Regions from separate parts of the Homo sapiens genome. Here region 2 is linked to region 1. Evidence: read pairs that join two places in POLR2A ChIA-PET (ENCODE). Cell type or tissue: HepG2. All regions are shown on one strand. Links, peaks and the distances in the headings refer to the core of each region. The heading gives the core; the rest is flanking DNA.

What was found. ChIA-PET counts read pairs that join two places held together with the same protein. Peaks named below come from ENCODE experiments on the same cell type or tissue, not always from the same donor. Only the 100,000 strongest peaks of a DNase experiment are listed, where the experiment ranks them.
Region 2: POLR2A ChIA-PET joins it to region 1 with 6 read pairs; 3 of 35 experiments call an interaction of 5 or more read pairs at or near these places.

The regions. Positions count from the first base shown.
Region 1 is chr1:6,446,009-6,448,908 of GRCh38, reverse strand. It overlaps ESPN (espin), which reads right to left. Exons shown (of 13, transcript NM_031475.3): 8 at 1-268. Among named protein-coding and RNA genes, the nearest start is that of MIR4252, 18 kb to the right of the region's middle. RefSeq lists enhancers at 467-1,341, 1,366-2,024. In HepG2, for the core only: CTCF peaks have their summits at 591 (motif pointing right), 1,011 and 1,505 (motif pointing left); DNase peaks (open chromatin) are centred at 558, 968 and 1,678; H3K4me3 peaks cover 2,380 bases.
Region 2 is chr1:6,313,313-6,316,212 of GRCh38, reverse strand. The region is part of intron 6 of ACOT7 (acyl-CoA thioesterase 7); the gene reads left to right. Among named protein-coding and RNA genes, the nearest start is that of GPR153, 54 kb to the right of the region's middle. In HepG2, for the core only: no CTCF peak of the experiment used is centred there; no DNase peak of the experiment used is centred there.

The DNA of each region.
Region 1 (2,900 bases), core at 231-2,730:
CAGGAAGCAGCGCCGCCTGCGGGGGAGCGGAGGGGCCTTCGAGTGAGCCGCGGGCGGCAGGGCCGAGGCGCGGGCAGCCGGCGCGCGCGGGCTGGCGGGCACGCACCTCCTCGCTGTGCGCCATGCCCGGGCGTGCGGCCAGCGTCTCGCCGGGGCAGCGGCCCAGCTGCCGGTAGTAGTCCCCCGTGCTGGGCTGCTTGCTGAAGGCGCGGGGCTTGCGGCTGGAGTCCTGCCTCCGCAGCCCGTCGTGGCCGTCACAGGAGCTCAGCTGCGGGAAGACAGTGACCGGTGGGGCTCGGGCACCTGCCCGGTAGGCGCCCCCCACGCCTCCCCACCCAGCTCTTCACCTCCTGGGGACTCGCGGCCAGCGGCCGTCGAGGGGTGCAGCAGCTGACTTCCTAGACCCCCTGGTTCTCACAGTGGGCAGCGGGCGAGGGTCATGGGGGCCTCGGTGGAAGGGCAGGCTCCGCCCGCCTTACAGGGAGGGGTTCTGGGCACCGGCCAAGGGGCACAGGGGCCCCCACTGAGGCCAGAAGAGGCGGGCCCAGGGGCGGGGTGGCCCAGCCCCGACGCCAGGGGGAGCTGGCGAAGGGGCACCTCCCAGCTTAGCCCTCACTAGGCCCTCGGCCGCACTCCGCTCTCGGCTGTCAGAAGGACTGCGGGTCCCCAGGGCTCCGCGGAGCCCTGTCTTTCGGGGGTCCGGGGCCGGAGGGAGCCCCCTCCAGAGCCTGTGCTCTCGGAGGCTCCGGCTTGCCACGGACCCCGGTTGCCCGTCCGGGGGCTGCTCCTACCTGCCACGGTGCTGGTGGCCCCCGCTGTGCACCTGGCTGTGGGGGCGGCAGGACCCGACACCTGCGTTACCTGATACTTCCTCTCAGGTTACAGCCACCCGCGCACAGCCAGCCTATGGGCTCCGACGGCCTGACATCACCCGGGGCCCGCCAATCCCAGGCTGAACCCCCCCAGCCGTCGCGGATGCCACAGGGGGCGCCAACTACTTTGCCACACCTGGCCGCGGCTCTGCACCCGTCCCCGGCCAGATGTGACCCCGCCCCCTGCGCCTCTCCCTAAGCTGGGAGCTGAGCCCCCACCTTCATCCCCGCCCGAGAGGGGAGAGGGCTGACTGTGGGCAGAGGAGGCCTCTCATATTTGGCCCCCGGCTCCGGGTCGCGTCCCCACCCTTCCCCTCCTGCATCTGGAAACCATCGCCATCCACGAAAGCGACACCGACACCCGCGCTCAAGCCTCGGATTTCAGGGGCCGTAAGGCGGGGTCGGGTGACAGCGTGGCTTCCCACCCCATCGCAGCTGCCCCCAACTAGGCCCAGCTCAGTGAGGGAGAGTGAGGCGGCCGGGCCAAAGACTGAGTGACCGGGTGGGGGCTGTCCTCTGCCCCACTCTCCAGCCCATGCGTCCCTGCGGTGGCCTCAGACCCTTCACCCCGCCCGACCTGGCTCACGTTGCAGGAAATGCGACACCGCAGGATTTGTTTTCTGGGCCAGCCCGCCCGCTCCGCGCCCCCTGCAGCCCGGAGGTTCGGACGCCACGACCCTGCTCCCGCCCCCGGTCAGGCACCCGCGCGGGGGGCGCCGCGGCGACACAAAGAGCCCTTTGTGGAGCGTCCGGGCCCCGGCCCTGGCGCCTGCGGCCCAGCACGCACACGGCCGAGATGGACGCACATAGCCGGGAGGGGCGCACACAGTGGGGAGGGGCGCACACAGCCGGGAGGGGCGCACACAGCCCGGAGGGACGCACACAGCCGGGAGGGGGCTCACACAGCCAGGAGGGGACCACGCAGACCTGGCACTTGGGCTCAACGGTGGAGACGGGGCACTGGCTGGGCCACCTGTCCTGTGGATTTGGGCGGGGCCAACAGTCTGCGTTGGGAACTCAGCGATTCCAGGGCCCCCTCTGCCTCCCAGAGATGAAAGGGGAAGCCACTGTGGGAGCTTGGTCTAAGGTGGCATGAAGAGGGCAGCTACTGGAGCTGGCCTGCAGGTTCGGTGTCCCTCCCATGCCTCCCTTGCCCAGTGGCCTTGTGACCCGAGTCACCTTTTATGAATTGGCCCTGGGGTGGCTTTGCCTTGGGCTTGAGAACTGCAAGGTCCCAGGCTCCAGCAGGACCCCAGGGGGCTGCCACACCACATCTGGCCACCTGTGACCTCAGGCTGTCCCCTCACCTCTTAGACCATCCTTGCTCTGTTCCTATGGCCAGAACGCCAGTGTTCCCCAGGGCACCCTGCCCGGGATACCCGGAATTGCTCAGACCAGACCTCTGCCCCAACCCCTGCTCCAGAGCCTCAGCCAGGGGCCTGCAGGCCCCAGACATCCCTAGGCACCTCACACTCCACCTGCCCACCCTGGCCTCATCCTCTCCACACAGGCTCGCTTCCTTCCAGGGCTCCCAGCTCAGGCCTGGCCCTTTCCCCCAGGAGCTCAAGCCCTAAACTGGAACCAGCCACAGCTTCACTTCCACCCAGCCCTGCTAGTGCCTGCTCACCTTCCCCCCACCCTCCTTCCAGCCCTCACCTCCACAGCCATGCCACTGGCACCTTCCACCTGGCAGCCACCTCCCTTGGGTGACACTCTCCGACTGAGCCTGGGGCTGTGGGGGTGGGGGGGCATGCTTGGGGAGGGGCAGTCTCCATGCATTCTCTGTCAACTCCATGACAACCCGGCCACTCTGTGCAAGAGGTGGCACAGGCCCAGTTCCTGGTGAGGCACAGCTGTCTGGACCTGCGTCCTTCACCCCCCAGCTCCCATGGAGGGCAATGACCTGCTCTTACTCTCCTCCCAGTCCAGTGTCCAGCCCTGACCCCTTGTGGGACTCGCCAGGAGCTTTGACTCTTGAACATGCCATGGACCCAGGGATCCCCACCCTATGCCCACTAGTGAGGCCAG
Region 2 (2,900 bases), core at 242-2,741, 130 kb after region 1:
CCCAGGCTTCTGCCACTTCCGAGTATTGTGTTTGAGACTCATACAGCTCCATTCTGCCTGGAATTTGTGAAACTCTGGGCTATGAGTTCTGCTTACTTTGTCGACATGTTAGACGTTCTTCACTAAATGGGGCATTTCCGTCGTCGCTGTCTACGTGCTGAAAAGTCCACACCCTTAAGCCCAGTCTTTCTTTCTTTATGTGCTGAAAGGCATCAGTGAGATGCCAGGAGTGGGAGAAGTCACTGGAGAAGCCCCTTGGAAGTCCGCAGCATGTCATGTTCATTTACGGTGTCTAAGCTGCTTCACTGATACAGGCACATGTTAAGATGTGTATTAGGAATAATGGCTTTACAATAATGCCTATTTTAGTAGGGATTTTCTGCCCACAATTTGTAAAAAAATCTAATAATTTTACCAAGCTTAACCTTCTCTCTTTTTTTTTTTTTTTTTTTTTTTTTTAGACAGAGTCTCACTCTGTCGCCCACCCAGGCTGGAGTGTAGTGGCGTGATCTCGGCTCACTGCAAGCTCTGCCTCCCGGGTTCACACCATTCTCCTGCCTCAGCCTCCCAAGTAGCTGGGACTACAGGTGCCCGCCACCACGCCCAGATAATTTTTTGTATTTTTAGTAGAGACGGGTTTTCAGCATGTTAGCCAGGATGGTCTCGATCTCCTGACCCCGTGATCTGCCCGCCTCGGCCTCCCAAAGTGCTGGGATTACAGGCATGAGCCACCGTGCCCAGCCTTAACCTTCTCTTATAGGGCCTGGTAACTCACCACGAGTGAATGAATAAAATAAACACCACATTGAAAACACGAACTGTGATTTTATCGTATTTTCCTGTAAAGTACTGTTGGCAAGAATGGCATCTAAAATCATTTGAATCAAAATCTTCACTAAACTGTAATTCACTAGATGCCAGTTGCAGAAGAAAATGGTGAAGTGGATGCCAATTTAGCCTTTATTCTGTAATTCTAGACTGCGCAAAGCTGCGCCCGAGTCCCGTTTTCTGTGAGTTCCACACACTGGCTAGCCTTGGTCTTGAGGACTTTCCACACAGGTCTGGGTGGTGATAAACTCATGAAGGGTGTCTTGGAAAGGGAGGAGCTCTTCTGCCTGGAATCACAGGGAGAACGCAGTGCTCCCACCAGACACTAGCTCACTGCTGCTTTCCTGGTTGCATGGACAGAACCTCCTGTCTTTAGTTAGGGGAATAGTAGAGATCTGGGGAGTGAGCCCGAGGGTGTGGAGGGTCATTGTCCCGTGCGGGAGGAGGGTTGATGATGGTGTGTGTGCAGTTGTGGGTTGAAGGGCTCGTGGAGGGTGTGGAGGACCGTCATCGTCCCATGAGGGAGGAGGGTTGGCGGGGTCTCTGCCGTTCTGGGTTGAATGGCTCGTGGAGGGTGTGGAGGACCGTCATCATCCCATGCGGGAGGAGGGTTGGTGGTGTGCGTGCAGTTCTGGGTTGAAGGGCATGTGAAGAGGGCAAACTGGGCTTTTGGTTTCTGTCTTCCCTTGAGTCCTGAGTGAGTCACTCCATGGTCCCCCACCCTCCTGCATAGAGTGCTCAGGATCGGCCCAGAAAAGACCAGTTACCCCCTGTTCTCCCCTCCACTACCCCCACGTTTGCTTGTACAGACTGAAGGGGTGACCTAGCAGATACCTGTGGGGGTCCAGACCTTGGGAGAGGGAAGTTCTTGGGGGTCAGCCGGTAGCCCTGTTCAAGGCAGACCTTAGAGGAGTCTTGAGCATGCATTCTTCACTTCTCAACTTTTGGCCATCTTAGTTTTTTCCTTGTACTTTATTTTTTATTTTTAAATTAATTATTTTATACTTAAGTATTATGTGGAAACAATCCAGAGGGCTTGTGGGTCTCTCTTCCTCCCATCGCTCCTGCAGGGGTAGCTCCTGTTTCTGATTCAGGACTCTGCTTCCTAAGCATGAGGCTCTGTTGCTGTCCCTTGATGCGTAAGTTTCAGATGCATGAGCCCCATCACTGTTCATCAGGTGGGGTACTGTGATTACTTTCCCTCGAAACGGTGTTACTACGAAAGCCAATGGTTGTTCTGTGCCCTCCAGCAGCTCTGTAAGATGCTCTCAGTACAGTCTGCCTGCCACGGAACTGTTCCCTGCCATGTTCCCTAGAGGGGTCCGCCTTCAGTCCTCCTCCACGTTGCTCATTCTGTGCCTGCTCTAAACTGCTCTCCTGGGACGGCCTTTGCACTCGCCTGGGTTGGATGCCAGGATTCATGGATCTTCAATTTTTCTCTTTGCTGGTTTTGGTGGAACATGTCCTCCAGTGGCTCCCCAAGAAAGGCAATATATTAACTGGAATAAAGGCTCAGCTGCCACCCAGACAGCTTGGCTTCAACAAGAGAGAGGACTTTTTCTTTTTTTTTTTTGAACTAACAATGCAGCTGTGAGCGATCCACAGCCGATAGGCAGCCCCGTGGTGCTGGGGACCCAGGCTTCTGCTGCCCTGTGGCTCCGCCAGCCTGGGAGTGCCCTCTTGGTGAGCCACATGTTGCCTATCTCTTCATCAGCGTCCAGCCCCAAAGGGGTGGAGGGCATATTGAAAATTGCAGCCTCCCCTTTTGGCCACAATGTCCTCATGTGGCCACATCTGTGGGTGGGTGAGTGCCGCTGGTCAGACGTGTCTGTTAGACATTGGAGTGACTGATGAAGGAAGAGATAGTCTCTGTCATGGGGCCTAGAGGGTCATCTTCCCAAGCTTTGCGCGTCTGAAAAGACTTGTGGCTGAGCAGGGTGTGGGGAAGTGTTCCTTACAGGGCTTGGAAGCGTTTGTTCCATGTCTTCTGGCTTCTGAGGTTTTTGCTGGGAAATTCAGGGACTGTAGATTTTCCCTCCACTTTCTGGCCGCAACCTCTGCCTGTCTGCTGG